Linked DNA regions of Homo sapiens: regions 2, 3 and 4 are each linked to region 1. Evidence: chromatin loops called from intact Hi-C (ENCODE). Cell type or tissue: A673. All regions are shown on one strand. Links, peaks and the distances in the headings refer to the core of each region. The heading gives the core; the rest is flanking DNA. Region 1 overlaps EPB41L2 (erythrocyte membrane protein band 4.1 like 2). Region 2 overlaps AKAP7 (A-kinase anchoring protein 7). Region 3 overlaps LOC102723445 (a long non-coding RNA gene). Region 4 has its middle 39 kb from the start of ARG1.

Region 1 (8,154 bases), core at 1,570-6,569:
CAACATTTAATTCCCTAAAATGTTGATCTTTGACATTCCTCAGGTAAACTTTTAACAATTGTCCTACAATGCATACTCACTGCAATTATCTTTACATTTTTCTTTAGGTTTGCTCTAAATTTTGTGATTTACTGTATGTATTGGTAGGATCCATAGAATATGAGGCACTAAATCACCAGGCCACATTTAACAAAATAATCAAAAATATATTGTACATGTTAATGCTGACTTAGTAGCACAGAGGTAGGATACTTGAAAAAAATTTGCCTTATATAGGGGTAAAAATCCTCAAACCAAACACCTAATTTTAAATAAAGGAGCACTATGAGGCCCAATCTTAGTGTTATATAGTCTAAATTTTCAAAAAGCCATGTTTCACTTTTCACATACATTTGTTAAAGACAACAGAATAGTACCTTCCTTATAAAATACCCTATAGTGACTCTTATATATAATTACATAATTTAAGGTTAGAAAAAAAAACTAGCTAAAATTCATCTGGTCTCCAAATACTACAATAATAGGGAGATAAGGAGCTTTTGAGATTAGACTTACAAATGTCAGGAGTAAAGGTTACAGATACATCCTCATAGATGCTAGAACACACTTGGGTTTCCAACAAGAGAAATAACAGTACTAAGGAATTCTACTAATATACATCAGGAACAGTTATGTCCACTGCATCCTAAATTCTATATCAAAACAAAAAGATGTCATCCTAAAGGAACAGCATTAATATCTGTTTGCAAAATGGAGAGACCCTGTATGGATTGTTACGGGCAATACAGGTTCCCTCCTCCTTCCCTCCTCCCCCACACCTTCTGTTACAAATCTACTTTGATCTAGATATTTGTAAAATAATCCTACAATTTCGCTCCTAACTTAGAATGTGTGGAACTGGTCAATGGTATCAATGAAGGAGAAGTGTCTACACTTATTTCTCATGCACTAAAATATTGTGTGTGTGAAAATGTGCAGGTACTACTATGTTGAGGGTAATCAGTGGTGAAATGTATGCACACATTTACACTCTATATTAGGAAGGGTTTAAGATAAAGTGTATTGTGTTGACTCCACAAACTGAGCTTACGTAGGCATGCCAGCAACTACTTCCTCTTCCTCGAGCTTGTCATTCAAGTCACAGTCATAAGAAACATTAAAGGAGGCGGCTTTAGCCTCCAGATAGCAGAGGGATAGAGCCAGAGGAAGGGAAAAGGCAAGAGAAAAAGGAACTGACTGAGAAGCAGACAGAAGTAGCCCAAAGATGAGGATAAGGGAAGGAATGAATGAAGGGGAGGTGATTGGGACATAGTGCTGCACACCAGCGGGGAGGAAGGAGACCCAGACCTTGGGGAGGCTGGGGAAAGCAAGATATCCATCTTCATCAAGAAGGGAGGGGAAGCCGGAGGGAAAACATTTGGAGAAACTGAAGGAGAAGTAACCAAACTCAGAATCACTGTCGTCAGCTGCTTTAAGAGTCTTCCCATGGATGGGAGAAGGACAGTCAGGCTGAGAAGGGGCTATGGCAGAATCCAAGACCAAATCAGGCATAGCAACTTCAGAATCCCCCTGCTCCGATATTTCACCTGTGGAAAGGTGCTCTAAGCTGTCTAGTGTGATCTGGTCAGCCTCCCCAAAGGGGTCTTCCTCTGAAATGTCTGAAAGCAAGTCCATTTCAGGGACAGGCAATAGGTTTGGGGAAAAAGATGAAGTACGGTGGATGAGAGGTGAAGGTGGGCACATGGAAACAGTCTATTCTCAAGTGCAAACCCATGATTGAATATGAAATTACACAACAGATACAATCAAAGGAAAAACAGATGCAAGAGAGAAAGAGGACAAAAGAAAAAATGAGTAGTTAGTGAAAACGTTTACTTTAAAGGAGGGACCATATTAACACAGTGTAGTTAGAAATGAATTAAATGACCCATTTTTAAAGAGAAAAGACTAGACTACTTGTGTCACATAAAATTTATACATATGACTCATTTAATTATTTTCAAACTAGTTGCAAATAGATCCCATGAAACTCAAACAGCATTATTTACTTTTAAACCTGGTTGCTGACAGACATTCAAAGCATTAGCAAAAATGCCAGTGTACCCAGTTGTTCACCGCAGACAAGGAGGATTTCCTTTGAAATTTAAAAGAACTTTTTCATTTTTTAAGGAAAATAACTAGATATGTCAAGTTAACTAGGCAAAATGGAACAGAGATATTCTGAAATGCTGAGCTCTTCTGTTTCAGATGTAAGCAGTCACTCTCCTGGGTGCCTTGTTAGCAAAATTTTTAAAGAACTATCCTGACAACTTGTCAGCAATTGAAAGAAACCTTGTTGGTCACAATTTCTGTTATTTTTATCTGAATTCCCCACCAAATAATTTTTCCATATGACAGTCACAAATTCTTTAACGATGGAATGTCGATGATTTGATGTCACTTGCTATACAGGTAGCACTTGACCTTGTGGCACAAGACTGGGCCCATGTGGTGGTCCCTGAGACCTTCTCCATGCTGGGCCTCAGAGGCTATCAGTGTAGGAATTCCTGAGGCACTGGCAGCTACTTCATCTAGCATGTCTTTATACATTTATGTCTTTTAAAAATTTTCAAAGTTAAAATTTAGAAAACACTATACGGCCGGGCTCAGTGGCTCATACCTGTAATCCCAGCACTTTGGGAAGCTGAGGCAGGTGGATCACTTGAGGTCAGGAGTTCAAGATGAGCCTGACCAACACGGTGAAACCCCGTCTCTCTAAAAATACAAAATTAGCCGGGCACGTGGTGGCAGGCGCCTGTAATCCCAGCTACTTGGGAGGCTGAGGCAGGAGAATCACTTGAACCTGGGAGGCAGAGGCTGCAGTGAGCTGAGATCGAGCCATTGCACTCCAGCCTGGGCAACAAGAGCGAAACTTCATCTCGAAAAAATAAAAAAAATAAAATAGAAAACACTATGAAATCAATATGATGGATTCATTTGTTTTTATCTGTGCTTACTTCCAATGTTGCATGCAAAAAAAAGTCGCTTTGTGCAGACACAGAAAAGAGATCTGAAGAATTCAAAGGCTTCTCAAATCAATATTCAAGTGATGTTACTGCCCAAGGTAACAAAAGATAACAGTGACACATTTGAGAACACAATATGGGTTACTTCTCCATTTCACCATGGTGTACGCACAAGATAAAGCCAAAAGCAACACACCATGTTCTCACTCTCTATTCACAAAACAATTACCTTTTCTTGAGAATTTCATTAATTATAGATCATTAATGAATACATTTGTTCATAAAGATTATCTTTGGTGATGTAAAAAAATTCAAGTCAATAATTAAAATAATCAAGAAGCTACATTTTAAATTTTACTTGGACCAAACCAAAAATAAATTTCAAATCATCATAGCTTTTCTACTTTGAGGATTCAATTAGATAAGGTGATTATGAGGACAGTCAAAAAGGCCAGTAAATTACTTACTTGCATTAAAATAACTTACATTGAAATATTCTGCTTTGAACAACAATCAAAGGTTAGAGACCACTATGCATATTTGAAAACATAAATGACCAGCAGAGAACATAGAACAACTAATTTTAAATACTTGATTTCTGAAACAGAAAATACAACAGATACCCTCTAGGTTAAGTAAATGTTTAAAACCACATACTGTGCTAATTTACCATACCTTTCCTTCAATGAGCTGCAAATGTGGGGCTTTAGTTGGGCTTCTCACTTCCCTCCTGCCGTCCCCATCTTGTACCACGGCAATGCTGACAAGTCCAGGTCCATAGGCTGAAATCTCCCCAGCAGCGCCAGGAAAATCCTTCATAAGACTTTGGTCCATGACACCAATCGGAGCTAGTAAAGAGTGACAATTTTGGATTATTTTAGGACATATGAATCATAAACTTTATGGAAAATTTCCCCCTTACAGGAGATAAACAGGCAGCATATAAATAGTGAACAGGAACAGAGACATTGCTTGAGCTCTGAAAATACCCACCATATAAAATAAACTAATTTTTAAACGTTTACCAAATTCTGAAAGTATTCTGAATTTTAATGCACTGAGCTACACCAGGGTCTCAAACCACAGGTATTGGAAGGATAAACTCAGATCATGGAACTGGCCAGTAGGAGGAGCTCTAAGACCAGCTGAAACACCAGAGTTAAGGCAAACAGAATTACAAGGTAAGCAGTATTTTAACTCTTTGGTCTCCTACGATTTATTTCTGAATCTATCTATTGCAACAAATGATTATGCAATTATTAAGATGATTTGCTCCAATAAGTTTTAAGAATTGCTCCATAAAGGAACCTTTAATTTGAATACCCTTCAAAAGAAAAAATAGTAAATAAAAGACAGTAAAGGTAAATTTTAGGGATTTTAACTTCTATATTTATGTTTAATATTTTTTATTTTTTAATCCCCTTCCTCAATGCCTTAACACGAACTATGGTAAATCTATACATAGACACCTCCCTCATCCCAGAAAACCTGGCCCTCATGTGCTCTCTTCTTCTCTCCTACAGATAGGCAGAAATGTACATTGTATTGAAAATTCTGTCATAGTGCAGATCAAACCAAGACTACCTCAAACATCAGCAAGGCAAAGTGAGTAGTAGGTGGCAGGACCTCTGTCCATCTGTAGCTCCTCCCCAAACAACAGAACTACCACAAGGTCATTTCACTTTACATAAAAAGTACTCTACGGACACCATGAAGTTTACTCTGGTTCCATGTCCTAAGGGAAGCCTGGTCAACACAAACACCTTTAGACTGCAAGCTCTTGGAGGGCAGGATTGTGTGTGAACTACCATACTGAACTTGAGAGGCCTCAAGCACTTTGAATACATGTATCCCAAGCTACCTCTCAATCCACAGCCTTCACCTGCCCTGTCCAAAACTTAATTCTTTTCCAGTCTTGCCCTTTTCACAAAACGCTCTTCTCATATTTGCTCCCATTTGCTTGAACTGGGAACGTGAACATCTTCCAAGACTCTTCACCCCTCAACACCAGCAAGTCCAACAAGGTCCTTGTATATATTTCTAAATGTGGCCAGTTCTTTCCATTTCTAATTCTACTACCTCACCTTGTGGAGATTTTCCCAGCCCTTAAATACTCACACTTTGAATGCCCATATCAAATCATAGTCAACATTAGAATAAATTTGCATTTTACATTAAGTATAGTTATTTTCCAGCGGTTTTTGTTGTTGTTGTTGTTGTTGTTTGTTTTTGAGACACAGTCTCGCTCTGTCACCCAGGCTGGAGTGCAGTGGTGCAATCTTGGCTCACTGCAACCTCCATTTCCTAGGTTCAAGCGATTCTCCTGCCTCAGCCTCCTGAGTAGCTGGGATTACAGGCACGCGCCACCACGCCTGGCTAATTCTTTGTATTTTTAGTAGAGATGGGGTTTCACCATGTTGGTCAGGCTGGTCTCAAACTCCTGACCTTGTGATCTGCCCTCCTTGGCCTCCTAAAGTGCTGTGGTTAGAGGTGTGAGCCACCGTGCCCAGCCTCCAGCAGTTTTTTTTAATAAAGAAACTTCTAACAAGATCTAAATAAGTTTCCCTTGGAAAGTATATGGCTATGATTAATTCTTTTGCTTACAATTATGATTTCTACACACCTATTATACATACTCAGAAATTTTGCAAAATGAAAAAAATCTGACCTAGAAATGGCTTCAAATGTAATGATATTAAAATTTGAATATCAAATTAAAAGTTATTAAAGTTGACAAAATGCTGACTTTGCATACTTTTAAACACTTATTAATTTCAGCATGCAGTTTCTTGTATTTTGAAGCCGATACATTTATTCAGGTCTTAAACATCTGAGAAGCTTGTAGGCCCTGGCAGAGCCCAAGATACCAAATGGCTAATTGGCCTACTCCCACTAAAGGGAAGACCACCATCGCTTTCACCTGGACCATTCCTAACCAGCCTGCCTGCTTCCTTGCTCAATCTAATTGTTCTCTTGCATCAAATGATTTTTTTTTTAAAAGATAACGCTGTGCTCTTGCGGGCACATAAACCCACATAAACCCTTCAATGGTTTCCTAGAGCATATGGAATAAATAAAAACCACATTCTTCACCATGGCCTCCAAGGCCCTGCATGATCTGACCCAGGCTTACCTCTCCCGCCACTTCCTAAGCTCTGACTGCACTTGCCTTCTCTCTGTTCCAGGAATGTATCCAGCTCTCCCTCACCTTATAGCTTCATCGTTGCCGCCTCTGCTACCTGGAATGCTTTATTATTAAATATCTCTTGTCCTTTCCTTGGCTGCCTCCTTCTCATCCTTCAAGTCTCAACTGACCTGGTTCTTCCTCAAATAGGCCTTCCTTCCCTGATGATCCTATTTAAGTAACGTCCCTGTTCATTTTACTTTCCACCTTCAGGAAATCACTTGGTTCCTCAACCCCCAAATGCATCTTGGTTGTTGGTTCTCTTAAATGACTGATTTGTCTTCTTTGGGGTTTGATTTTCTAATCTCGGAGGGGACTCCCTGTCCTAAAACAGCTGTTCTAGATTGATTTTCATTTTGATATTTGATCTTTAGATTGAATCCCACTTTTCACTTGCTATGTAATCATAAGAGGATTTATTTTAATTTGCCAAACTTTAAAGTGAGGCTAATATACCTAAATTATTCTAGCCTTACTTAAAAAGTAAACAGGAAAAAGAAAATACAATACATGAAGACTACAACAACAAATGGTATGTTGATAAGGAGTGGTAAAGAAAATAAAAGCTCAGTGCCAGGTTACAGCCTAGCTTTGCTCTGGGGGAAAAAACGGAGAATATAAGCCCTAATCAAAGAGTTCACTGGCTGTCTGGTCATGTATTGGCGTTAAAAGCCTCCTATTTTTCACAATAACACAATAATCCTTTTGATGACTTACCCATCTGATGAATTACGGCCTCCAAAACACAAAGAGAAAAATAATGGATTACTGTGCCATGTTTGTTGTTTTCACTTGGAAAAATCATTGTTTTCAGATACAGACCTCCTGTAACCCTCTGCACTAACTGCCCATACAAGATGGTGGATTTCCTTGAGCACAGTTTGTATACCTCAAAGAAAATGCTGTTTTACTGCTCTTTTTAAATGCTAAACTTTGCAATATAAGAGTTATACAGCCTCACAGTTTCAAACAAATGCTGAAAACAGACAGTGTTCCAGAAAGAGCAATCATTTCTCTCAGGGTACTAAACAACAGTGACTGCATTTATTCGGCACTTGTATAAATTCTCTGTGGCAAGGGGCAAGGCTTGGGAAATATTTACATGGGTTGGCACATTTTTCAGATTTACTTGGAAAAGTGCTCAGTTGTTGAAGACCTAAAAGATACTTTAGCAGTGATAGTACATTAACAATCAACTGAATTTAAATCATTTCCACAATTCTGGAAATTTGTTTAAAGCACAGTTCACCACCCCCTTGCACATTTCAGGATTTAATAACTATATACCAAAATCCCAACCAACAAATCCTGGCAAATATCTCTATGTGTCCACCTGCATTTGTTTTCCAAGTTTTTCTTCTAGAAAAAGCAGATGAAGGCAATCCATATGAATCCTTCACTATTAAGAAAGCTTTTTCATCTGTTAGCATTATTTGATCTGTTTTACTCCAATTATTTAAAATATAAGTTGTTCGAGCATATATTTCAGAAAAATACAATAGACAAGAAAAAATGTTTCTGCTAATAACTAGTAGTAAAATACAATTTTCAAATTTAGTATTATTATTATATATATATTTTAGTTCAATCAACCAAAAATGTTGGAAAACTATTTCTTTGGGTAGAAAATCATCCATACTAATCATTTTCTATTACAAAGAAAGAATATTCCTTCACAAGGCATTCTAATATAAATTTAACCTTAGCTCTTTTATAGAAAACCTATTATTAACCCATTTTGGACCAGGTAATTTATATATATATTTTTCCATGTGTAGTTTATATAAAACTTATTTCATGTGTAGTTTATATAAAACTACAAAATGTAGCTAATTAGAATTCTAATAGAAAAAAATTCACATTTATACATATTTTCCCTTGGGCTAAAGAACAAACAAACACATTATATTTACTTTTTGTTAAAATGCTGTATTTAAAATGAATCCTTTGAAGCTACTAAAGCTT
Region 2 (8,154 bases), core at 1,209-6,208, 280 kb after region 1:
TAGGAAAGATCATAGTTATTGAGTCATATTGGGTATTCCAAGGACAAATTTCTGAAAAGATGCAGGGCCATTGAGAGGTTTTTCCAGTCAGATAGCAATCTGATCTGCAAAATAAGGGTGTTGGGTTCAGTACTGTTAAGATAGACAATCATCATGCTTTAAAACTTACACATCCTTTTAAGCTGTCCCAGTCAACTATCTGTTTGAGAACAAGTAGACAATTAAGCATTCATTTGGTTGAAGAATCTTAACATTGTTCTAATTTTGGTTGTTGCTTATTTTTCTTCTTGATTTTACATTTTACCATAAAGAAATTTTGCTTACCTAATCACTGGAATTTTTTTTATATGTGTGTATGTGTTATTAGATTATAAAAGGAATTAAGATCCTGCAGAATGCAATAATACAACAAGATGAGCGACTGGCCAAAGCAATGGTCAGTGATGGTTCCTTTCATATTACCCTGCTGGTGATGCAATTATTAAATGAAGATGAAGTAAACATGTGAGTAATGTATCTTTCTTAAATATAATTTTCCAAATTATTACTTTAATATGAGTAAGCACAGCAGAACCCAAAGAGACATTCTAAATTTTAAAGAAGTAGTCTCTATACAATTTATTCCAATTAATAGTTAATATACAGAATAAACTGTATAAATATTCTTTTTAATCTAAACTTTTAAACTCTGTTATGGTTATCAAGTGGTAGCCCTTGGTTATGTAATTGTTTTGTCCGTGCTCATAATATAAGCACTCTGGACTTGACCATTTAGCTTAAAATTCTAGATACATATTCTGGAATCATGGCAAAACCACCTCTTATTATCTGCCTTACTTTGGGCAAATCATGTACTTTCTAAGTAAATGAAGAAAATAATAGTACCAATACATGCAAGAGCTCTTTGCCTGGGGCCTGGCACATAGTAGGCACTCTATTATTAGCTATAAGAGCTGCCATTTTACTAAGCCACTGGACAATTTCAGTTTCATCTTAGTCATTTTTAGAGTCACTGTACTCTACCTACCCCCACCGCCCCCATGCCAGGGTTCTGCCATAAAGGTTGAAGACAACTCATTGATTACTGCTTTCCAATCTGGAAGAAACCTTGTTCTTCCCCCAATTTTCTGGGACATTCTTATCCGTACTTAGATTTTCCCTTCCTCTGTTACCTCCTATATAGCTCACTGTGTTAAGTTCAAGCCTAAGATGTATGGAAAACCAAAGCCAGGATGAATGCAGGTTGCTTTTGTTTTCTACTTTGACAGCTATATTTCCTGAGGGAATGAGGAGCAAGGCTTGAATTAGGAAGGGATTGAGGAAAAGGTAAAATAAAAGGGATAAGATAAAAGACATTAATAACTCAAAATATCTAACCCCATTATGATTATTGTAGTTATGTCTTTTAAACAGTAGAACCTCATGTCTTTAGAGGTCAATCTTATGATCTGTCCCAAGCTGATGTACCCAAAGCAGCCTTGAGCATCCTGCAAGGACAGAGAGGAGGGGAGATTTTACTTGCCTGACTTTGTCTGATCACTTTGCCAATCAGAAGAAAAAAGAAGTTCTCTGATGCTCTTGAAAGAGCATCCAAAGAGAATCCAAAGAAGATACTACGCAAAATGAAAGGTTGAGAGAAGGGAGTAGTGCTCTGTGTGTGTTAGAATGGTCAGGATTCTCCAGAGAAACAGCACCAATAGGAGCGTATCTATGTAGATATCTATCTGTATCTGTCTGTGTAGACATGTATATCTTTATGTAGAGAGATTTATTTTAAAGAATTGTCTCCCATGATTGAGGGAGAAGTCTGAAATCTTCAGGGCAGTCTGGAAGGGAAGAGTTGATGTCGTAGTCTCAAGACCTCAGTCAGTCTGGGGACAGAATTCCTTCTTAGGAGACTCCAGTCTTTTCTATTAAGGCCTTTAGCTGATTGGTTTGGGTCCACCCCTATTCTGGAGGGGCAGAGGTGTCAACTTTTAATTGATGGTGAGGTTCAAGGTGTGACCTCACTTTGGGGCAGCTAGAATGGAATTGATGAGGTTTCTGGGAAGACATTGTTTATGTGAACAATTTATTAAAAGTCTCTGATTTTTAACTTTTTATCCTATACTGTATGTTAGACATCTAGATTGTCCATTTCTTGTCCTATATTGATTCCTAATTTTCAAAGTCTAATATCAAGTTTTAGTTGTTTAATAGTATACTGATCAGTGGATTGGATATGGAATGTGCAGATACTTAAAAAAATCATTAATTTCTTGAGGTAGATGTCACCTAAACTCGTTTGTATCCTTACAGTGTAGAAGAAAGGAATAGAAATATATTAGGCTAAGCCCTGCTGCTGATTTGAAAAGACTTACAAATGTCCTGTCTTAGTTTGAAATACAACCTTTGGGTCTGAACTCCAGTTTGAGAATTTCGTTTCTTATATGCATATACTTTTTACTTACTTTACCTTAAAGAAGCCTTTTCATAAGCCCCTCTTAAAAACATATTCTGTTTAAAATATTTTGAAAGTTAGTGATACTCCCAGTAGACACTGATTCCTTCTTACTCTGTGAATCAGTGGCATCTTATTAGCACAAATTTACTGATTTATACTACTAGAGAACTGGAAAAATGGACCGAATTTAGATCATCTATATTTCTTTAAAGAATAACGACATAGAATTCACTGTCTCTGAAAAGTCTTAACCTTTCTCATGGTCTGCTTTAACATATAGTTTCATTTAAAACAAATATCTTGAATTCCCCCAACTTATAAATGAGCCAGGAATAGCTGTTCTGTTATCACATGCTTTAATTCATAGCACACAGTGAAGGAAAATACTGACTTAAAAGTATGTGCACTGTTTGGATGAACATAACTACAGTTAGGTAATAGTGAATTTAAACTGGATTTGGAGGTACAATGAGAAATGTTGACATTTACATAGATATACTAAAGTATAGTGCATTTGTCATTTCCAAAGCGAAATGACAAATGCACAATACTTTACAATTTTGGAAATGAGAAATGTACCATACTTATAGCTATGTAATTTTTCAGAGAAATGAGACTGAGTATAGAAGTCATAGATGAAAATCAGTTAAAAACTTTACCTGAAGACTAATTTAGAAATACGAAAGATCAAGAAAAATGCTGATTTTTTCAAACACTTGGCTGAACAAATCACTGATCAAAATAATTTAAACGAATAGCAATCCACTGGAAGGGTGTTTTAAAGCCCTGTATGAATGTGCTTAGTTCTTTTTTAAGTAATGGCTGCCCTCTAGTGATATTTCATTTTTTTCTCAAAGTACCTACACCAAAATTCTCTTCAGGATAGAAGTAATTCTGATTTTCCAAATATCAAAAATCTCGTAATGTCCAATTCAATAATATTGTAAACATTTGTTTTTATTAAGAAAAATGTGGCTGGACACAGTGGCTCACACCTGTAATCCCAGCAATTTGGGAGGCCAAGGCAGGAGCATCACTTGAGCCTGGGAGTTTGAGACCAGCTTTCACAGCATAGGGGGACCTCTCTATAAATAATTAAAAAAAAATAGCCAGGCATGGTGGCATACACCTGTGTATTCCAGCTACTCAGGAGGCTGAGGCAGGAGGATCACCTGAGCCCAGGAGGTCAAGGCTTCAGTCAGCTGTGATCACACCACTGCACTCCAGCTTGGGTGACAGAGAACCTGTCTGAAAAAAAGAAGAGAGAAAGAGACAGAAGGAGACAGAAAGAGAGAGAGAGAGAGAGAGGGAGAAAAGAAGAAGGAAGAAGGAAAGATATCGCACTTCTAACACATAGCAGGCGTATAATTGCATAGGCTAAATAGCTAAAGTATATATGGCAAACTTACATAGTTACAATTGGGGAATATAATTAAACTTGTATTTTATTTGAGTCTAAGTATAGCAAATTATCTAATTATAGAGACTGTTATATTTTAAGGGATAGTGTGCTTTAACTTTTATTAGAGTGCCTCACAAATATATGTACTGTAAAAGTATTAGTACTTTCATCAAAAATCTAGAACTTGACACATAATCTAATGTAAGCTCTTGTAGGTACTCAGTTTTTTGGGATATATTTTCAGTAATTTTTTGAGTTGTTCATATAATATTTCACTTGGTTAAAAATCTTTTGGTAAACTGTAAAATAGTGTCTACTTTCATGTCTTTAATAGTGATTATAATTAGGTAAAGATTTCTTTACTTCTTCCATAGTTTTTGTTTAAAACTGTCAGTTTTAATCATAAAGTTTAGATTTAGAAGGTATTTTGAGCCTTAAAATAATTAGTACAAATATCAAAATTCATCTTTCTAAAACTGGTACTTTGTATCTTATTTGGTTTTGTATATTTTATTACTTAATGTGTTACTGAAAAATGTATTATTTCTTACTAGTGGTATTGATGCTCTTTTGGAATTGAAACCATTCATAGAAGAACTCCTCCAGGGAAAACATTTGACTTTGCCCTTTCAAGGGATTGGTACTTTTGGAAATCAGGTTGGATTTGTGAAGCTGGCAGAAGGAGATCATGTAAACTCACTTTTGGAGATAGCAGGTAAAACAGCAACACACTCATATGAAATCTTGTCTGTTGGAGAAGCAATTTTTTTCAATTTTGTAACAGAGACTTGACATTTTTAAATTTTAAAAGATGATGGACTAGACTCAAGTATTTTTTAGGACTGTCCCAATCATAAGTCTGAAGGATTTCAGTGCTTATCATAACATTTGACATACAGTTGGCACTTGGTAGGTACTGAATCAATGAATAGGAGTTATTGGTTGCCTATTCAGAGGCTTGTGGGAGTTGTCATCCCCATTGCAGAGAGCCAGTTGGTGAATCAGCAAGGTTTCCATTTATGCTGCTCCCCTCCACCCAGTCCCCTGGAGGGACTACTCTCTGAGCAGAAGGACCATTGGTGTTAGCAGAAGACCTCATATGTGTTGGAGAACATGTTGCCTTGTGCAGCACAATTGAAAGTGTCAGGGAATTGGAAGCAGAAAAAAAATCATAACCTGGATGAGTGACTTCAGTTTGATCCAGAGATAATAGGTTGGGTATTAGCCTACATGCTGTGAGAAATTTTTATTTTCACTTCATTTCATGTCATGTCATGTCATGTCATTTCATGTCATCTCATTGCAGGTTCAATAATCCTTGGTTCATAACACACTTGCATTATTGGTCTATGCTTGGTCCACTTTTATCTGTGTTTTTTTTTCTTTCTATCTATTATTCCTTCTTTGCTTTTCTTTCTCTGCCCCCTCTTTCCTCTCTTCTTGCTTCCATCCCTCCTTCTCTTTGTGTATCTACGTTTCTCTCTCTATCTCTTAAAAAGCAATGTAATAATAACCTGGGAATGGTGGGAATTGAACAATGAGAACACATGGACACAGGAAGGGGAACATCACACTCTGGGGACTGTTGTGGGGTGGGGGGAGGGGGGAGGGATAGCATTGGGAGATATACCTAATGCTAGATGACGAGTTAGTGGGTGCAGCGCACCAGCATGTCACATGTATACATATGTAACTAACCTGCACATTGTGCACATGTACCCTAAAACTTAAAGTATAATTTAAAAAAAAAAGAAAAAAAAAAGAAACAATCATCTATAGGAATGAATAGAGCAGAATCTGGAAAAAAAGAAAAAAAAAATAATAACCTAGGAATCTACCACCCCAAACAGAAGCTAGTGCTTTGGTAGTAATCTAACCGTATTGTCCTTTCAGTAATGCATCCTTTGGCCTTCCTCCAATTAAGTTCACTGTCATCCTGAAGTCAGTGTTTACTTCCTTTTATTTTCCCAAAGTATATGTATTTTCATTTTAGTTGGTTTTAACTTAATAAAAAGGGCATCTTGTTGTATGTGATCTATTGGGACATCCTTTTCACTTAATATTACATTGCCTCTTTGCAGTTTAATAATTGCCCATTTAAAAGTGTACATTTGGCAGGGAGTGAGGATCAGGTTTCATTGTTGGTTTTTCTTTTGTGTTCTTAAGATATTTGTGATAAATATTTTTGTGAATGTCAGTGTTTATATAGGGCTGGATTATCATACAGATTAATTGTTAGAATGACATTTAGCATAGTGTCAGTTGTGCTGTCTAGTATATGGTTTAAGTTCGCTGAGTTCATTATCCATTCAGATGTATCAGAAGTAGAGCTGTTTAGTTATCTTTATAGTAGAAGATTTCTGTTATGTACTTGAAATACGTTTTACATAACAGCATTTCAATTGGGTTGCAAATGTGAAATTCACTATTGCTGTTATTAGTGACACAGCCGCATTCATTTTAGCAAAGGTTTTTATAAATTTATTACCTCTAAATTTCATTTCTTCTACATAATGTTGGGCCCAAGGAATTATACTTGAGTAGGAAGAATTCATTCCTTTAGCATGCAATTAGCCAGTGCCAACTAGTACTTGGGATAGAAAACTGGAAAAAAAAAAGATCCTTTTCCTTTAAGGAGCATATAGCCTTGTGCAGAAACAAACAGGCAAGCAATTACAGTGCAATATAATAATAACAATAATTTTTGTAGCTAGAGGCAGAGGCACAGAGTATAGCAGGCACATAGGAAGGAGAAGGGGGCGGATTGAGGAAGATTTCATAGGAGAAATAGCGTTTGAGTTGACATTTGAAGGGTAAATACAGGTTTTCTGGTTGGACAAATTGGAGGAGTGTATCCTGGGTAGAGGGAACAGCATATGCAAATAAATCAAGTCCTATTTAGGGGCCTACAAGTAGTTTAGTGTTACTGAAGTATAAATTGCAAATCTAGAGATACCATCAAATGAGATTCGTATGCTAAAGGGAGCAGTGAAGGTAAAATAAGGGCATGAGGAGAGCGGTGAAAGTTTAGAATGGCGACCAAGGGAAATGGAAGGGGAAAGTTTAATAAGCAGCATGTAATGGGGTTGCAGAGCAATGCAGAAGCTGCATTTGGGATGAGTGCAGAAATTTGTAATGGTACTAATCTGTGATCTTCTCAAGTACTATGTAGGATTTAGCTGTGAGAATGGAGAGGGGAAACTGAATTAATCCATACTGGAGCACTTGTATGGTAGGTGTGGTAAAAAGACAAAGGAGCCAGACTGTCAAGAGAGTGGTAGAATGTTTGATGTGATCATTATTGGACGTACATTAGAAAAGGCAGTGAAGTCTGGATGGGACTAATATTTGGAAGGAGAATAGAGTAATAGGGCTGAAGATTAGAGTTAGTAGAAGTTCAAGAGTGAGACAGGAAAATTAGGAGGTGTGATCAGAGAGCAGTATATTGGATTTTATGAATTGAGGAGATTTCTGGTTCATAGAGAGTATGAAGAAACTTTGTTCGTTGACGTCACAAAGAAAAACAAATGATAGCTAGAAGTTTTAAAATCGAGAGAAAGACAAATTATTAGGTTGCATAGGAGAAACTTATAGCTTCAGTGAAGTCCCTAGGTACATGATCAGTATACAAAAACCTATAAATAATTAAAGTATTTTTTAAGAGGCACAATTTTTAATAACAAGAACAGTAGAGACATGTAGGAATAAATCAACTAAAGGATATGCAAGACTTCTATGGAGGAAATATTTTGGCTATTACATCTTTACTAGGTATGTTTATCATAACATTTTTCCCCTTTCCTTTTTTAAAGACAGAGTCTTGCTCTGTCACCCAGGCTGGAGTGCAGTGGTGCAATCATGACTCACTGCAGCCTTGAGCCTCCTAGGCTCAAGCGATCCTCCTGCCTCAGCTACAGGTGTGTGCCACCATGGCCAGCTAATTTTTTTTTTAAGAGTTGGAGTCTCACTATGTTGCCCAGACTGGTCTTGAACTCTTGGCCTCAAGCAGTTGTCCCACCTTAGCCTCATAAAGTGTTGGGATTACAGGCATGAGCCACTGTGCCCAGCCCCTCCTTTCTTTTTCTATTTGTTGCAAGAGCGTCTATTCCTCTCACTGAGAAATACATTTCTAGACTAAGCCAGACCATCAAAAAAATTGTATAGGTACTTAGACAAAATCATGTAAAACTTTGTAGAATTGATATTACAGAATTGCTTTTACTATAATTCTTTTGGCATTATTTGATGATTTTCTAAGAAACAGGTTTATGGAAATTCTCTGTGTTTATTTTAAGTATTACAAATGTTG
Region 3 (8,154 bases), core at 1,662-6,661, 230 kb after region 1:
CAATCTAATTTCAGAACATTTTCATCATTCCAAAGATAAAACCCCATAACCCTTAGCAGCCACACCCCTCTCCCAGCCCTAGGCAAACACCTATCTACTTTCTGTCCCTGTGGATTTGCTATACTGGACATTTCTAATTTCCCCACACCCTTGCCAGCATTTTTTATTGTCTGTCTTTTAAAATTATAGCCAACCTAGTGCCTGCCACTCGGTGTTCAAGTGATTCTCCTGCCTCAACCCCCTGAGTACCTGGGACTACAAGTGCATGTCATCATGCTGAGCTAATTTTTGTATTTTTAGTAGAGACGGGGTTTCACCATGCAGGCTGGTCTCGAACTTCTGATGTCAGGTTATCTGCCTGCCTCAGCCTCCCAAAATGTTGGGACTACAAGCATGAGCCACTGTACCCAAAATCCTTTATCTGTTTTTTAATCGGATTTTGTATTATTATTGAATTATAGGAGGTTTTTATATACATCCTGGATATACGTTTCTATCAGATATAAAAGGGGACTTCAAAAAGTTCGTGGAGCCGGGCACAGTGGCTCACGCCTGTAATCCCAGCACTTTCGGAGGCCGAGGCGGGCAGATCACAAGGTCAGGAGATCGAGACCATCTTGGCTAACATGGTGAAACTCCGTCTCTACTAAAAATACAAAAATTTGCCGGGCATGGTGGTGAGTGCCTGTAGTCCCAGCTACTCGGGAGGCTGAGGCAGAATGGTGTGAACCCGGGAGGTGGAGCTTGCAGTGAGCTGAGATCGCGCCACTGCACTCCAGCTTGGGTGACAAAGCAAGACTCCGTCTCAAAAAAAATAAAAATAAAAAGTTCGTGGAAAAATGGAATTAAAAGATAAAAATGATAAATATAAACATTATTTCTCAACATCAGCTCCATCAAAGTCAAGACACTTTTGGAAGCCAAAACACCAGCCACTTATTTAGTCCATCTCTAAATAATTGAGATTCCTGAGAATTTAACTATGTCAATGTAGTTTTTCTTACATTATTAACTGAAGAAAAATGGATGCCTTTTAAAGGCTTTTTTGTTTTGCTTTGTTTAGTTATAGAGACAGGGTCTCACGCTGTTACCCAGGCTGGAGTGCAGTGGTACAATCTTAGCTCTCTGTAATCTCAACCTCCTGGGCTCCAGTAATCCTCTTACCTCAGCCTCCAGAGTAGCTGGGACTATAGGTGTGTGCTACAACACCTAGCTAATTTTATTATTTTTTTTTTTTGAGACGGAGTCTCACTCTGTTGCTCAGGCTAGAGTGCAGTGGTGTGATCTGGGCTCACTGCAACCTCTGCCTCCCAGGTTCAAGGAATTCTCCTGCCTCAGCCTCCTGAGTAGCTGGGATTACAGGTCGCTGACACCACCCCCAGCTAAATTTTTTTTTGTATTTTTAGTAGAGACGGGGTTTCACCATGTTGGCCAGGCTGGTCTTGAACTCCTGACCTCAAGTGATCCGCCCATCTTGGCCTCCTAAAGTGCTGGGATTATAGGTGTAAGCCACTGAACTCAGACAAGTTTTATCTGTAAAATTTAGACTGGGTAAAAACAGCATAAAGACGTACAACTAATAAAAGCCAGTAGGAGATTGTCCGGGTGTGGTGGCTTACGCCTGTAATCCCAGCACTTTGGGAGGCTGAGACGGGTGGATCACTTGAGGTCAGGGGTTCGAGACCAGCCTGGACAATATGGTGAAACCCCATCTCTCCTAAAAACACAAAAAACAAAAAAAATAGCCAGGTGTGGTGGCAGGCACATGTAATCCCAGCTACTCAGGGGGCTGAGGCAGGAGAATCGCTTGAACCCAGGAGGCAGAGATTGCAGTGAGCCAAGATTGCGCACTGCACTCCAGCCTGGGTGACAGAGGGAGGCTCCGTCTCAAAAAAAAAAAAAAAAAAAAATTGTTTTTGTAGCAATGAGTTCTCACCATGTTGCCCAAGTTGGTCTCAAGCTCCTGGCCTCAAACAATGCTTCCACTCGGGCTTCCAAAGCACTTTGATTATAGGCATGAGCCACTGAGCCCTCAACTTTAATTTTTCAATCAGGAGCATGTAAGCTGAACCAATTGAGATGCCTATGGTATTGATATTGTTTCTGCTGTTATTTGTCAATCCTCTTCAGATAGGGCAAGAGCAAGATTAATTTTTTTCCTTGAAAATTGATGTGATGGTCTCCCACTGTAGGCTTTTTCTTTAAAATTGTCTCATCCCTTCTTAAACCAAGTTATCCATTTGTAAACTGCTGATTTCTTTGGGAAATTGTTCTCGTTAACTTTTTGTAAATCATTAATGATTTCACCATTCTCTCACCAAAATTTCACCATAAATTTGATGTTTATTCTTGCTTCAATTTTAGCAGAAGTCATATTGCTCTGATAGAAGCTCTTTTCAAACTGATGTCTTAGCCTTCTTAGTGTCCCAATGTAGATCCTCTTCAGATATTTTATAACAAGTTAGTATGAGTTTATTTTGGTGCAAAAACAACTTGAAATCCATGCATAATGTTTTCATAATATGCATTTTCCATGAACTTTTTGAAGGCCCTTGTATGATTTGCAAATATTTTCTCCCATTATATCGGCTGTACTTTCACTTTCTTGATAGTGTCCTTTGAAGCATGAAACTTTTAAATTTTGATTTATGTATTTATTTTAGTTTTAGTTATATTTTTTTGAGATGGAGTTTTGCTTTTGTTGCCTAGGCTGGAGTGCAATGGCGCAATCTCGGCTCACTGCAATCTCCACCTCCTGGGTTCAGGCGATTCTCCTGCTTCAGCCTCCTGAGTAGCTGGGATTACAGGCATGCGCCACCATACCGAGCTAATTTTTGTATTTTTAGTAGAGGTGGGGTTTCTCCATGTTGGTCAGGCTGGTCTCGAACTCCCGACCTGAAGTAATCTGCCCACCTCAGCCTCCCAAAGTGCTGGGATTATAGGCATGAGCCATTGCGCCCGGCCTATTTAATTTTTCTTTTGTGGTTTGCACTTTTGATGTCATGTCGTATTTAAAAAATCATTGCCTAATCCAAAGCAGAGAGATTAACTCCTATGTTTTCTTCTAAGAGTTTTATAGTTACCATTGTTTTAAATATAATTTATTTGATTATGTCTCCCTAATTTAATTTTTAATAATAGCTGGACTTAATAACCAGCACTCAAGATTCCTGAAAGTTTAAAAGTTGACTCTTGCAATCTGGTATAAGCCAGCTCTAGCACACCACTGAAGGTGTATTGTGCTGGGTGGGCCTGGAAGAAAGACAAACTAAACCTCTGACACTGGGACTGATAGGGACGAGGAAGAAGCTGCTAGTCACTCACCCATGAAGGTAGAGTTGCCCAGTGGAATCTAATCCTGATCTGAAAACTGATCTTCCTAAAAGAAACTAAAAAACTAATCTAAGGCTAATCCCATGTGGAATCTTAGGTGTGTTTCCAGAAACTGTAGTTAAGACACACCAGTTTGAATGGGATTCCTGAGGACTAACTCAGAAGACATGCTGAGGTATTGAGGTAGTGGTGGTGGCAGCATTAGATTAATACACTGTAGAACTCCCCAAGAATTTAGGTCACAGGGAACTAGATTCTAGCCTCAGAGAAAGAGCACTGGTAGGAAATTAATGTGGTACCATGCCCAAGTCATTAGATTGAGCTTAGAGCAAGGTCTTGTACTCTGTCACTGGAGAGATCACCAGTTTTTGCAGAGTATGAAAGCAAAGACACACGATACTAACTACTCTGGAATAGACCCACGTACTGTTGTGGAACACTGTAACTTCAAGGAGACACCAAGAATACCAGAAGGCAGATTCAGCAGGAATGGATTGAAGGATATCTAGTTCTGATGGAATAGCATTTGAGATACTCTGAATGGCCCCACTCCCAATACCTTCTCTCCTACTGGCCGCCTGAAAAAACCTCCAAGTACTGAATATACTATATAAATAATATGTTAAATGCTTTTATATAGCAGGCAAAACTGTAAGGAATCTATGGAAACAACAACAAAGAAAAAAAGAAAAGAAAAGACTCCTGAAAGGTAAATGATTTCTGAGGCACGTTTTCACCCTAAGGGTCAACCTAAGGGACCTTGAATTTACATTTTGAGAAATGGTATGCAGAGGATAACAGATCGGCCTATGGTGAGGAATCTAATAGGTGATCCCTGCATAGAGCTAAGTTTCTAATGGCAACACTCTCAGTATACAAGTGAGCAAGAAATATGTCTATCTAAAGAAGAAGACATTGAAAACTTGCCTCTCTCAACTTTTGCCCTGGGAGAAGAGGAAAAAAAATTCTCTGAGAATTCATAAACTCAACCAAGTGCTTATGTGGGTCTAAAGCCAGATTCAAGCTAGTGATGCATAGCGCTGCAAAATTTAGCAAATAAAAATAGAGCATCCGTAGTTAAACTTGAATTCAGATAAACAATGAATACTTTTTAGTATAAGTATGTCCCAAATATTGCACAAAAAATAATTTCTTGTTTATTTGAAATGTAAACATAACTGGATGCCCTGTATTCTATTTGGCAACCCTACCAATGTAGTATGAAACGCCAAGTAAGGAATTTAAGTTGTTCCAGGTTAATAGTGCCCCCTGGTGACACAAATAAAACGATATTCTTTTTGGAGGAATGCAACTTCAAACCAGGCTTCAAAGAATTTCCTCAGATAAAGATCGAATACAAGCTCACAATGAAAAAAAAAAAACACAAAACATATAAGAAATAAAGGTAATGTAAGTATGAACCAGAAAGAAAGCCAGAAAGGTTATTATAATAAAATATGCAAAGATTTCAGATATTAGAATGATCAAATATAGACTAGAAAATAATGTGGTTAGTATGTTTAAAGAAGTAAAAACCTGCAAACAGGAACAATAGACTAGAAAAAATTCAAGTAGATTTGAAAAAGAACCAAATGGATGGCCTAGGAATGAAAAATATAATACCTGAAGTTCAAAATTCAAAAGCTGGAGAAATAGCATATTAGACAAAGCTGAAGAAAGGATTAGTGAACTGGAGGAAACATTTAATGGGCTTGTTTAAAATTACGCTCAGAGAAACAAAGAGTTGGAAAATACAGTAGTCCCCCTTTATCTGAGGGGAATATGTTCTAAGACCCCCCAGTGGAAGCCTGAAACTGCAAATAGTACTAAATCTTACATATATAAGACTGTTTTTTCCTATACATATGTACCTATGATAAAGTTTAATTTATAAATTGGGCACAGTAAGAGATTAACACCAATAACTAAAAATAAAACAGAACAATTGTAACAATATACTATAATAAAAATTATGTGAATGTGGTCTTTCCCTCTCTTTCAAAATATCTTTTTTTTCTTGGTTTTTGAGACAGAATCTCACTCTGTTGCCCAGGCTGGAGTGCAGTGGCACAATCTGGGCTCACTGCAACTTCTGCCTCTAGGGTTCAAGTGATTCTCATGCCTCAGCCTCCCAAGTAGCTGGGATTATAGGCATATGCCACCACACCCAGCTAATTTTTGTGTTTTTGGTAGAGAAAAGATTTCACTATGTTGGCCAGGCTGGTCTTGAACTCCTTACCTCAAGTGATGCGCCTGCCTCAACCTCCCAAAGTGCTGGGATTACAGGTGTGAGCCATCACACCTCGCCTCTTTCAAAATATTAAGATATATTGTACTGTTCTGTGAGTAACTGAACATGGAAAGTGAAACCACAGAGAAGGGGGAACTATTGTATAGAGAGTCTAAAGGGAATTGAGGACAAAGTCAGACTTCGTAACATAATTAGAGTTCTGGAAGAAGGAAAGAAAAAGATTATGGGGAAATAGACAATAATAAAATAGCAAATGGGTGCTTTTTCTAAACTTTTGAGAGATACCAGTTTTCAGAATCAGGAAGCCCAATGTTTTCAAGCAGAATAAGTAAAATAAATTCATGCTTAGATTGCTAAAACTATAAAGCTCCAAAGATAAAGAGATGATTTTTAACAATTGTCAGAGAGAAGAGAGATTATAACAGCATATAATTCAGGGCAGTAGTCGAAGTTAAAATTTTTGAAGGTCCTTGTGTTATTTGGGGAGAAGGTAAAGACATTAACTTTAGATTTTTTTAAGTATGCCTGTTAATTATTTAGGATAACTCCTTTAAAACAATCAACATAGAGAATATCACTTCCAAATTAGAAGAGGAGAAAAAATGGAATGAAGGGGTTGCAGGGGGGACGCAATCAATCCAAAATAAGTCAAATACATTGGAGAGGGGTCAACAAACAAGAGCCCAGTAATTGTGGAGAGTACACCAGAGGCCAGGGTTGAGGGATATAAAGTGCTAAGCCCTCCAGACAGTGGAATGAAGCCAATGATGCGTTTCTTCCTTTTGTCCGATTACATCAAGGTCTTGGGGGCAAACACTTTGAGATTCAACCCTGGGATCTATGAAAGTCACATTTCCACAGAGAAAATGAGGCAAATATTGATTAAGAAAAAAGAGAAGGCTGGGAATGGTGGCTTACACCTGTAATCCCAGCACTTTGGGAGGCCGAGACGGGTGGATCACCTGAGATCAGGAGTTCGAGACCAGCCTGGCCAACATGGCAAAACTCTGTCTCTACTAAAACTATAAAAAATTAGCTAGGTGTGGTGCACACACTTGTAGTCCCAGCTACTCTGGAGGCCGAGACACGAGAATCCCTTGAACCCAGGAGGCAAAGGTTGCAGTGAGCCAAAATTGTGCCACTGCACTCCAGCCTGGGCAACAGAGCCAGACTGTGTCTCAAAAAAAAAAAAAAGAAAAAAGAAAAAAAAAAAGAAGTGTAGTTTCTTCAAGGCTTTGGTCAGGAAATTGCTAGAAAATCAATTAATTTTTTTAATTATCTGGAAATTTCCTGGATTTGCTACTTCACATTTTTAGCACAGATGAAATGAGGCCTCGGTGTGTGAACATGGATCAGTCAATTCATCATTTATTTTGGAAAAAAAATCAAATCTGTCCTATGTGCTAAGCAAAGTGTTAGACTCCCTTAAAGTGTTAACTATCTCGTAAGAGAATTATTTATAATGAAAGCTAAAATATTTTAATCACCCCAAAAGAGGTAAAAATAAAGCAGAGGAAGTTTTCAGAGTAGAAAGTATCCTTATTTGGTTGGAAAGATCAGATGAAGGGGATATATGAGATGGTCATAAAAGGAAAGACTGAAACTTTTCCTTCAGGTGATACAGAAGGCATTTTAGGTGAAGTGAGTATCATACACTACAATATAGTTGTTGGACATCGTTTTCAAAGATAGTTAGGGAACAAAAAATTATTAATTTGATCCATTTGAAAGATGTTAGAGAATAATTATCAATGAGAAAAAAAAAGTGTGTAGAAATGAATTGTGGCAGGCCTCAGATCCACAGCTGAAGAGCTCATACTTAATTTTACAGGAAACTGTAATAGTATGGGAGGCCTGCCTCTAAAGCTTTTCACAGATAGAAATCCGGCTTTCAAAGTGATACCCTTAACCACTTCGCCATGCTGCCCCTTGAACAAATGATGCCTATTTACAAGACACAGTGAGTTTTTGGGAATTTATTAGGCATTTGATAAATATTTGACCAATAGAAAAATGTCAGCACTGCTGATGATTTAGAAAACATCAAGTAAATAATAAACCCAGTGTAGTAAGGGCTTTGGGGAAGCAGATGCTTTTTATGCTACTTATTATTCTTAAAAAATACAATAAAATAAAATAAAGTAAAAAAATAAAAGTTTCAGGGCCCTGATGAGGTCTACTTGGTAAGTGGAGCGCCTGAGGAAGCCTGTAGCTTCAATCATGTATGGTAACCGGGTGGCTGAGCACCAATCTGGGTTGTGAGGAAATAGGGGAGAGGTATGCTGGGCCACATCCCAGCCTAACACGTGTGAGATTCCTTTTAGGAACTAACCTCATTAGCTACAAGGGTCATGCAGAGGCAGCAAAGCCTGGTGCGATGAGCTCAGCCTTCACTCATTCATGAACACCATCACTCTTTTATTCAAATCTGTATATGGCTTTTTTGCTTTTTTTTTTTTTGAGACAGAGTCTCACTCTGTCGCCAGGCTGGAGAGCAGTGGCGTGATCTCGGTTCACTACAACCTCCACCTCCTGGGTTCAACAATTCTCCTGCCTCAGCCTCCTGAGTA
Region 4 (8,154 bases), core at 1,981-6,980, 650 kb after region 1:
TCTGCACATGAGATGGGTCTCCTGAATACAGCACACTGATGGGTCTTGAAGCTTTATCCAACTGGCCAGTCTGTGTCTTTTAATTGGGATTTAGCCCATTTACATTTAAGGTTAATATTGTTATGTGTGAATTTGATCCTGTCATTATGATGTTCGCTGGTTATTTTGCTCGTTAGTTGATGCAGTTTCTTCCTAGCATCAATAGTCTTTACAACTTGGTATGTTTTTGCAGTGGCTGGTACTGGTTGTTCCTTTCCATGTTTAGTGCTTCCTTCAGGCGCTCTTGTAAGGCAGGCCTGGTGGTGACAAAATCTCTCAGCATTGCTTGTCTGTAAAGGATTTTATTTCTCCTTCACTTATGAAGCTTAGTTTGGCTGGATATGAAATTCTGGGATGGAAATTCTTTTCTTTAAGAATGTTTAATATTGGCCCCCTCTCTCTTCTGGCTTGTAGAGTTTCTGCTGAGAGATCCACTGTTAGTCAGATGGGCTTCCCTTTGTGGTTAACCCGACCTTTCTCTCTGGCTGCCCTTAACATTTTTTCCTTCATTTCAACATTGGTGAATCTGACAATTATGTGTCTTGGGGTTGCTCTTGTCAAGGAGTATCTCTGTGGCATTCTCTGTATTTCCTGAATTTGCATGTTGGCCTGTCTTGCTAGGCTGGGGAAGTTCTTCTGGATAATATCCTGAAGATTGTTTGCTAACTTGGTTCCATTCTCCCCATCACTTTCAGGTACACCAATCAAACATAGATTTGGTCTTTTCACATAGTCCCAAATTTCTTGGAGGCTTTGTTTGTTTCTTTTCACTCTTTTTTCTCTAAACTTCTCTTCTTGCTTTATTTCATTAATCTGATCTTCAATCACTGATACCCTTTCTTCCACTTGATCGAATCAGCTGTTGAAGCTTGTGCATGCGTCACATAGTCTCATGCCATGTTTGCAGCTCCATCAGGTCATTTAAGGTCTTCTCTACACTTTTTATTCTAGGTAACCATTCGTCTAATCTTTTTTCAAGGTGTTTAACTTCCTTGTGATAGGTTTGAACATCCTCCTTTAGCTCAGAGAAGTTTGTTATTACCAACCTTCTGAAGCCTACTTCTGTCAGCTCATCAAAGTCATTCTCAGTCCAGCTTTGTTCTGTTGCTGGTGAGGAGCTGCGGTCCTTTGGAGGAGAAGAGGCGCTCTGGTTTTTAGAATTTTCAGCTTTTCTACTCTGGTTTCTCCCCATCTTTGTGGTTTTATCTACCTTTGGTCTTTGATGTTGGTGACCTACAGATGGGGTTTCAGTGTGGATGTCCTTTTTGTTGACGTTGATACTATTCCTTTCTGTTTGTTAGTTTTCCTTCTAACAGTCAGGCCCCTCTGCTGCAGGTCTGCTGGCATTTGCTGGTGGTCCACTCCAGACCCTGTTTGCCTGAGCATCACCAGCGGAGGCTGCAGAACAGCAAATATTGCTACTGATTCTTCCACTGGAAGCTTCATCCCAGAGGAGCACCTCCCTGTATGAGGTGTCAGTCGGCCCCTACTGGGTGGTGTCTCCCAGTTAGGCTATATGGGGGTCAGTCTGTCCATTCTCAGAGCTCAAACACCATGCTGGGAGAACCACTGCTCTCTTCAGTGCTGTCAGACAGGGACGTTTAAGTCTGCAGAAGTTTCTGCTGCCTTTTGTTCAGAGGCAGCAGGCCTTGCTGAGCTGTGGTGGGCTTCGCCCAGTTCAAGCTTCCCTGGCCTCTTTGTTTACCTACTCAAGCCTCAGCAATGGCGGACACCCCTCCCCCTGCCAGGCTGCTGCCTCGCAGGTCAATCTCAGACTGCTGTGTTAGCAGTGAGCAAGGCTCCGTGGGCATGGGACCCGCCGAGTCAGGCATGCAGTATAATCTCCTGGTGTGCGGTTTGCTAAGACCGTTGGAAAAGTGCAGTATTTGGGCGGAAGTTTCCCGTTTTTTCCAGGTATAGCCTGTCACGGCTTCACTTGGCTAGGAAAGGGAAATCTCCCAACACCTTGCACTTCATGGGTGAGGTGACACCCTGCCCTGCTTTGGCTCACCCTCCGTGGGCTTTACTCACTGTCCAACCAGTCTCAATGAGAGGAACCAGGTACCTCAGTTGGAAATGCAGAAATCACCAGTCTTTTGCATTGATCATGCTGGGAGCTGCAGACCAGAGCTGTTCTATTTAGGGACATGGATGAAGCTGGAAACCATCATTCTGAGCAGACTATCACAAGGATAGAAAACCAAACACCACGTGTTCTCACTCATAGGTGGGAATTGAACAATGAGAACACTTGCACACAGGGCAGGGAACATCACACACCGGGGCCTGTCGTGGGGTGGGGGACAGGGGGAGGGATAGCATTAAGAGAAATACCTAATGTAAATGACGAGTTAATGGGTGCAGCAAACCAACATGGCACATGTATACCTATGAAACAAACCTGCACGTTGTGCACATGTACCCTAGAACTTAAAGTATAAAAAAAAAAAGTAGCATTCCAAATGTAACTCAGGTTCTACCCTTAGAGGCTCTCACATGAGATTTTGATTCATAGCTGAGTCATGTATAGAGAAAGGCAGGGTTTGGGGTGTCCCCTTTTGCTAATGGAGGTCACGGCCGAGGTGGCACGTTTGTGCTGGCAGCCATGGCAGGGGCTTTCTGATTCAACAGCTCTTGGAAATTCAGTCTGATTCTGCAATAACCCCAACAATTGAAAAATGAGCTGCACATATCCCTTAAACAGTCCCTGTCTTACACCAGTGGAGTGGATGATTCTGTTGCCTGACACACACACAAAAAAAACCCTGTCTAATAGTGAAGTGTAGTGTGTCATAGAGCTGAAATGAACAGTAACAGGAAAAGAATATGCCCCCTTTTGAAATATACATTTAAGAATGCTTAGAACACTTACTCTGAGTCAGACACTGTATGCACTGCTCAGAGTACAGCCCCCAAGGAACTACCTGTGTGAATTTCTAAATGTGGGTGTGGGCAGTGGGTGGGCCTGGGGGTTAGGAATGGTTCACAGATAAAAACAACCAAATATTAAACGTGATTGTAAGCACAACATATAAAGCTTACCACTCTTGGAAGCCTGCCACCTTTTGAAATCAGACAAATCAGGAAAAAAGAAGGAAACAGAGGAAAGCAGGAAGGGAAATAAGAAAAGGGAAAAAAAGAAAGAGGAAAGGTATCTAACACTTTATAAATACTTGATCTGCATGTTGTGCAAACATTGTCTTATTTGAAATGCCATCATGATATACCAAATAGGTCAGGAATATTTGTTCCATTTTAGAGGTAAGAAAATCAAGCCTCAGTCTGGGATTTAAACTCAAGTCCATCTATGCCTAGAACCCACACTGTTTTTAATGTAGTCTAGTGTGATGGGGGTGGCGAGAGACTTAGTAAAAATTCTAATTTTCTTTGCAAAGTTGTTAGTTGGATACCTATCAAAAGACTTTACTGTAGAATGAGATTTAGAATTGTGAGCATCTTTTCCCTTGAACTTTAACCAGAGCTTATTGACTTTTTCCTTCTACATAAATTCAAATCTTTATACTTTGGATGTTTAAACTGGGCAAATTTCAAATGAGGATATGCATGTTTCTGTACATTTCTTCCTGTTCCTGAAAATTTTGTTGATTTGTCCTGATGATGTCTATAAGTAACTCTGTGAGATAGAGAACCGTAAAGCTAGGAAGAACAAGCCTGCCAGAATAAACTGTGCATTAAAAACACATAATTTCCTTATAGATTTAAACTAAGCAAACATGTAAATGAATAACCTTTTTAAGGACAAGCTACATCACCAATAGAGTTTACTTAATTTATTTTGACAACTGCCTCTAATTACTTAACATAACACATTATATGGGTAATAAAAACAGTTAATAATGTAAAACCTCATTGCTGTTTCAGGTCGAGTGAGAGATGTGTGCATATATTCTCCAGGCATTTGTGGAGTGGATCATGTTGCTCTCTCTCTCTCTTTCTCTCTCTGTGTGTGTGTGTGTGTGTGTGTGTGTGTGTGTGTGTCTGTGTGTCTGTTGGGACAATTTCTTCAGATAAATTTTTGGATTCACAGATGTGAAGAGATTAAATTCCATATGGAATGTGAAAAAATAATTCGTAACTATTGCCAATTCTCAGCTCTGAAAAAAAACAATGGCTAAACTTTATCTTAGGTTACATTATATACTATATACTATAGCTAATTTACATGCCTGGCCTTTGTGGGGCATCCTCTTATACGTTAATCTAGCGCCCTCTTGTGTAATAGGTTTTAATAACAAAGTTTGAGAGTGTTTATATATCATGTTTTGATTTCTAATTTCTAAAAGAATATACTCGTTGGATAGTGTTATTCTTTTATTTTCTTTGTATTTTTTGTATTTCCAAATTGCACATAATAAAAAAATATATAAATGAACAAGACTGAATTTTCAAGTCTTATGTCATGCCCATGACTGTCAGTAAACAAAAACCACTTTTCTGAATCAGGACATTTCTTAAGAAAATCAAATTTACTCCCAGGAGGCAAAGGAAAAATAATATTGTAAAACAGTGCAATTCATTTGGATCAATTCTTAGAATTTTAGAGCAAGAAGAAAATGCAGCGATCCAGTGAGGGCTAGGAAGTGGCTGGCACTTGCTTTTCATCTGTGTCATGCTGCTGTCACTGCCCGGGCTGGCACAAGGCTAAAGGGTATTGCTAGTATTTTACACAGAGAACAGTTTTCTGATCATTTTTCTTTTTTCAGGAACTCTCACGTGAAAATCAACGTGTAAGCAGGGAGAGGCAGTGCTGCTCTGATCCAAGGCAGCGAAGGTGAAGCCCTGTCTACTGTCCCTTCCTGGGAGGCAACTGAGGGTTGTGTAGTTTGTGAATCCTTAGGCTTCTTGGGGCCATGGTTTGACAGCACAATTATAAACTTTGCTCTTTTGCGCTGTTATGAATTGAATTGTGTCTTACAAAACTTGTATGTTGAAGTCCTAACCCCTCTAGTACCTCAGAACATGAGCTTGTTTGGAGACAGGGCCTTAACAAAGGAAATCAAGTTAAAAGGAAGTCAGTAGGATGGGCTGTAATATAACTAGTGTCCTTACAAAAAAAAGGAAATTGGTGTAGATAAAGGCAGAGGTTTGGGTGATGTCTCTACAAGCCAAGAAACACCACAGATTGCCAGCAAACCACCAGAAGCTAGGAGAGAGGCACGCAACACGCTCTCTCTCACAGCCCTCAGAAGGAACTCACCCTGCTGACATCTTGGTCTTGAACGTCTAGCCTCCATAACTGTGAGAGAATAAATATCTGTTGTTTTAAGCCACCCAGTTAGTGGAACTTTACTATGGCAGCCCTAGAAAATGAATCCACATTTGCACTCAATGGCATCGTGGGTTGTTCCTGCTGGCTGAAGTAGTACAGCCAGCACAGATTGTAGGTTTAGGCTGCGTAATTTAAAATCCCCGGAGAAAGGATAACTTTGTAGTATAATGTAATAAATAATCTATTGTAAAAAATAATTATCTCAGTGAAAAAAAATGTGCTTTCTTTTTTTTTTTTTTTTTTTTTGAGACGGAGTCTCGCTCTGTCGCCCAGGCTGGAGTGCAGTGGCGGGATCTCGGCTCACTGCAAGCTCCGCCTCCCGGCTTCACGCCATTCTCCTGCCTCAGCCTCCCAAGTAGCTGGGACTACAGGCGCCCGCCACTACGCCCGGCTAATTTTTTGTATTTTTAGTAGAGACGGGGTTTCACCGTTTTAGCCGGGATGGTCTCGATCTCCTGACCTCGTGATCCGCCCGCCTCGGCCTCCCAAAGTGCTGGGATTACAGGCGTGAGCCACCGCGCCTGGCCAAAAATGTGCTTTCTAATTGACCAGCAGCCGTCTAAATGTTTATTTTTGTGCAGAATTATTATTTTTATTTATTTATTTTTATTTTTTGAGACGGAGTCTCACTCTGTCACCCAGGCTGGAGGGCAGTGGCATGATCTCAGCTCACTGCAAACTCTGCCTCCCTGGGTTCAAAGGATTCTCCTGACTCAGCCTCCTGAGTAGCTGAGATTATAGGTGTGCATTACCACACATGGCTAATTTTGGTATTTTTTGTAGAGTTGGGTTTTCACCATGTTGGCCAGGCTGGGTCTTGAACTCCTGACCTCAAGTAATCTGCCTGCCTCAGCCTCCCAAAGTGCTGGGATAACAGCATGAGCCACTGCACCTAGCCCATTCTTTGTTTTCTACTTGGTTTATTTTTATATAATTTTTAGAACTTCTATATACATTGCCAGTGTCATGCCTAATTATTTTAAAGTAACTGCTGGCCATCAAGGCATTTTACTATATCAGTTGCATCACTTAAAGATAAGAGTATTTTCATATTTAGCCAAAATAACATTTTCTCACTTTAAACACATTATTTTAAAATAGTCATCTTATCTAATAACCAGCCCACATCTAAATTTCCCTAAATGTCCCCCAAATCACGTATACTTGGCTTGTCCAAAACTGGATCCAATTTGAGACCACACATTGCATCTAACTGCCATTTCTTGCCCCTTTTAATCAGGCCAGTCACATTTTAATGACACTGTCTTGCTGAAGAGAATAACTCATAATGAAGAAAATACACCAAATTCTGGATGTCTCTGATTGTTTCTTTGTGGTATCATTTAGCTTGTTTCTGTACATTGGAATTTAGATATAAAGGCTCTATTAGATTTGGGCTAGACTACGTCACAGATGATGTGTTTTACTTCATATTGCATCTCATTAATAGGCCCACAATATCTGGTTGTCCACCAGTGGGATGCTGAGAGAGACCACTGAGAGTGGGGATAACATCTTGAACCCTCCATTGCAAGAAGAAACTAATCTCTGTGTGGTTATCATGGCCTCATATAGGTGTCTAGTTCCCTACCCATCATTCATCTAATAGTGTCAACACCAGTTCATGGCCTGACTGGTTGATTTAATTGTTGCCAAATGATTATTTCCTAATTCTGTCACTTCACATGTGTTGATTGGGGACATTCCTTATTAACTGGAGCTTTCTGTTTACCCTGTGATACAGTCCCTGCTTAAAAGAAGGATGAATTGTTTATTCTTTCCCATTACTCACAAATTTTGAGAATAAAGAATTAGTTTAATAATTATTTTAATTAGTGATATGTGATATCCTTTTTTTCTGACTTCCCCTTTTGTTAATGTCATTATAAACTCTGATTTTTAATAAATTTAATGAATTTCAAAAAACTACAATCAGGGCAGGGGTGGTTGTTCAAATGGTCACAAATGTAATCAGAAGACACTTTAAGCTGGCTTCTGAGTCCCTTTGATAGGACTCCATTAATCTTTATGAGTTTCTTTGCTTGCTTTTGGGCACAAGATCTGAATACCTTCAGTGGGGAATCATATAAGTACTTTGGTTTGAATGATGGTGCACTCACCAAAATTCATATGTTGAAACTGAACTGCCAATGTAGTAGTATTAAGAGATGGGGTCTTTAAGAGGTTATTAAGTCATAAGGGCAGAGCCTTCAAGGAGGGGGTTATAAATAGAACTTATAAATGGACTCGAGGGAGTGGGTTTGCTCTCTTCCACTCTTCTGCCATGTGAGGATGAAGCATTCCTCCTCTGTGGCCCTTCCATCCCTTCTACCACATAAAGACAGAGTGTTCCTCCTCTCTGGAGGTCACGGCAACAAAGCACCACCTTGGAAGAAGAGAGCAGCCCTCACCAGACAACTGAACCTGCTGGCACATTAATCTTGAATTTCCCAGCTTCCAGAACTGTGAGAAAATAGAACTGTGTACTTTATAAATCACCTGGTCTCAGATATTTTGTTATAGCAGCACAAACAGACTAAGACAGTCAAATTCACCTTTTTAAGAGAGCCAGTTGCTAATGCAGTGACATTGCATCTTGGATATACCATGGACAGAGTTGGAAGCTGGAAGATATACATTTTTAAGAACATGAGTTCATACTGATATTTTCAGCTTTAGCAATACAGTGTTTTTACTTGATTTCTTTAATTTTATAAATGTATCTCTTTCCTTTTGTATTTTTTCCTATAATGTAAAGAAAATAATTTTAAGAAACAATACCAATATTACCATTGAAAAAAGTTTAAAAATTTTTGTCAGTATTT

What was found. Hi-C counts contacts between places; a loop is a spot of excess contacts. Peaks named below come from ENCODE experiments on the same cell type or tissue, not always from the same donor. Only the 100,000 strongest peaks of a DNase experiment are listed, where the experiment ranks them.
Region 2: a loop joins it to region 1, with 7 times the contacts of the local background. A loop is called at or near these places in 26 of 110 quality-filtered maps.
Region 3: it touches region 1 in a loop (10-fold over the local background); 108 of 110 quality-filtered maps call a loop at or near these places.
Region 4: it touches region 1 in a loop (8-fold over the local background); 68 of 110 quality-filtered maps call a loop at or near these places.

What each region holds. Positions count from the first base shown.
Region 1 is chr6:130,881,416-130,889,569 of GRCh38, forward strand. It overlaps EPB41L2 (erythrocyte membrane protein band 4.1 like 2), which reads right to left. Exons shown (of 20, transcript NM_001431.4): 12 at 3,681-3,853. Among named protein-coding and RNA genes, the nearest start is that of SMLR1, 58 kb to the left of the region's middle. In A673, for the core only: a CTCF peak has its summit at 4,109 (motif pointing right); a DNase peak (open chromatin) is centred at 4,146; H3K27ac peaks cover 465 bases.
Region 2 is chr6:131,164,714-131,172,867 of GRCh38, forward strand. It overlaps AKAP7 (A-kinase anchoring protein 7), which reads left to right. Exons shown (of 8, transcript NM_016377.4): 4 at 368-504; 5 at 4,400-4,560. Among named protein-coding and RNA genes, the nearest start is that of AKAP7, 33 kb to the left of the region's middle. In A673, for the core only: a CTCF peak has its summit at 3,286 (motif pointing left); no DNase peak of the experiment used is centred there; H3K27ac peaks cover 352 bases.
Region 3 is chr6:131,112,363-131,120,516 of GRCh38, forward strand. All of the region lies in intron 2 of LOC102723445 (a long non-coding RNA gene), which reads right to left. Among named protein-coding and RNA genes, the nearest start is that of AKAP7, 19 kb to the right of the region's middle. In A673, for the core only: CTCF peaks have their summits at 4,607 (motif pointing left) and 4,807; a DNase peak (open chromatin) is centred at 4,599.
Region 4 is chr6:131,530,077-131,538,230 of GRCh38, forward strand. No RefSeq gene overlaps it. Among named protein-coding and RNA genes, the nearest start is that of ARG1, 39 kb to the right of the region's middle. RefSeq lists an enhancer at 1,287-1,788. In A673, for the core only: a CTCF peak has its summit at 4,277 (motif pointing left); a DNase peak (open chromatin) is centred at 4,235; H3K27ac peaks cover 2,806 bases.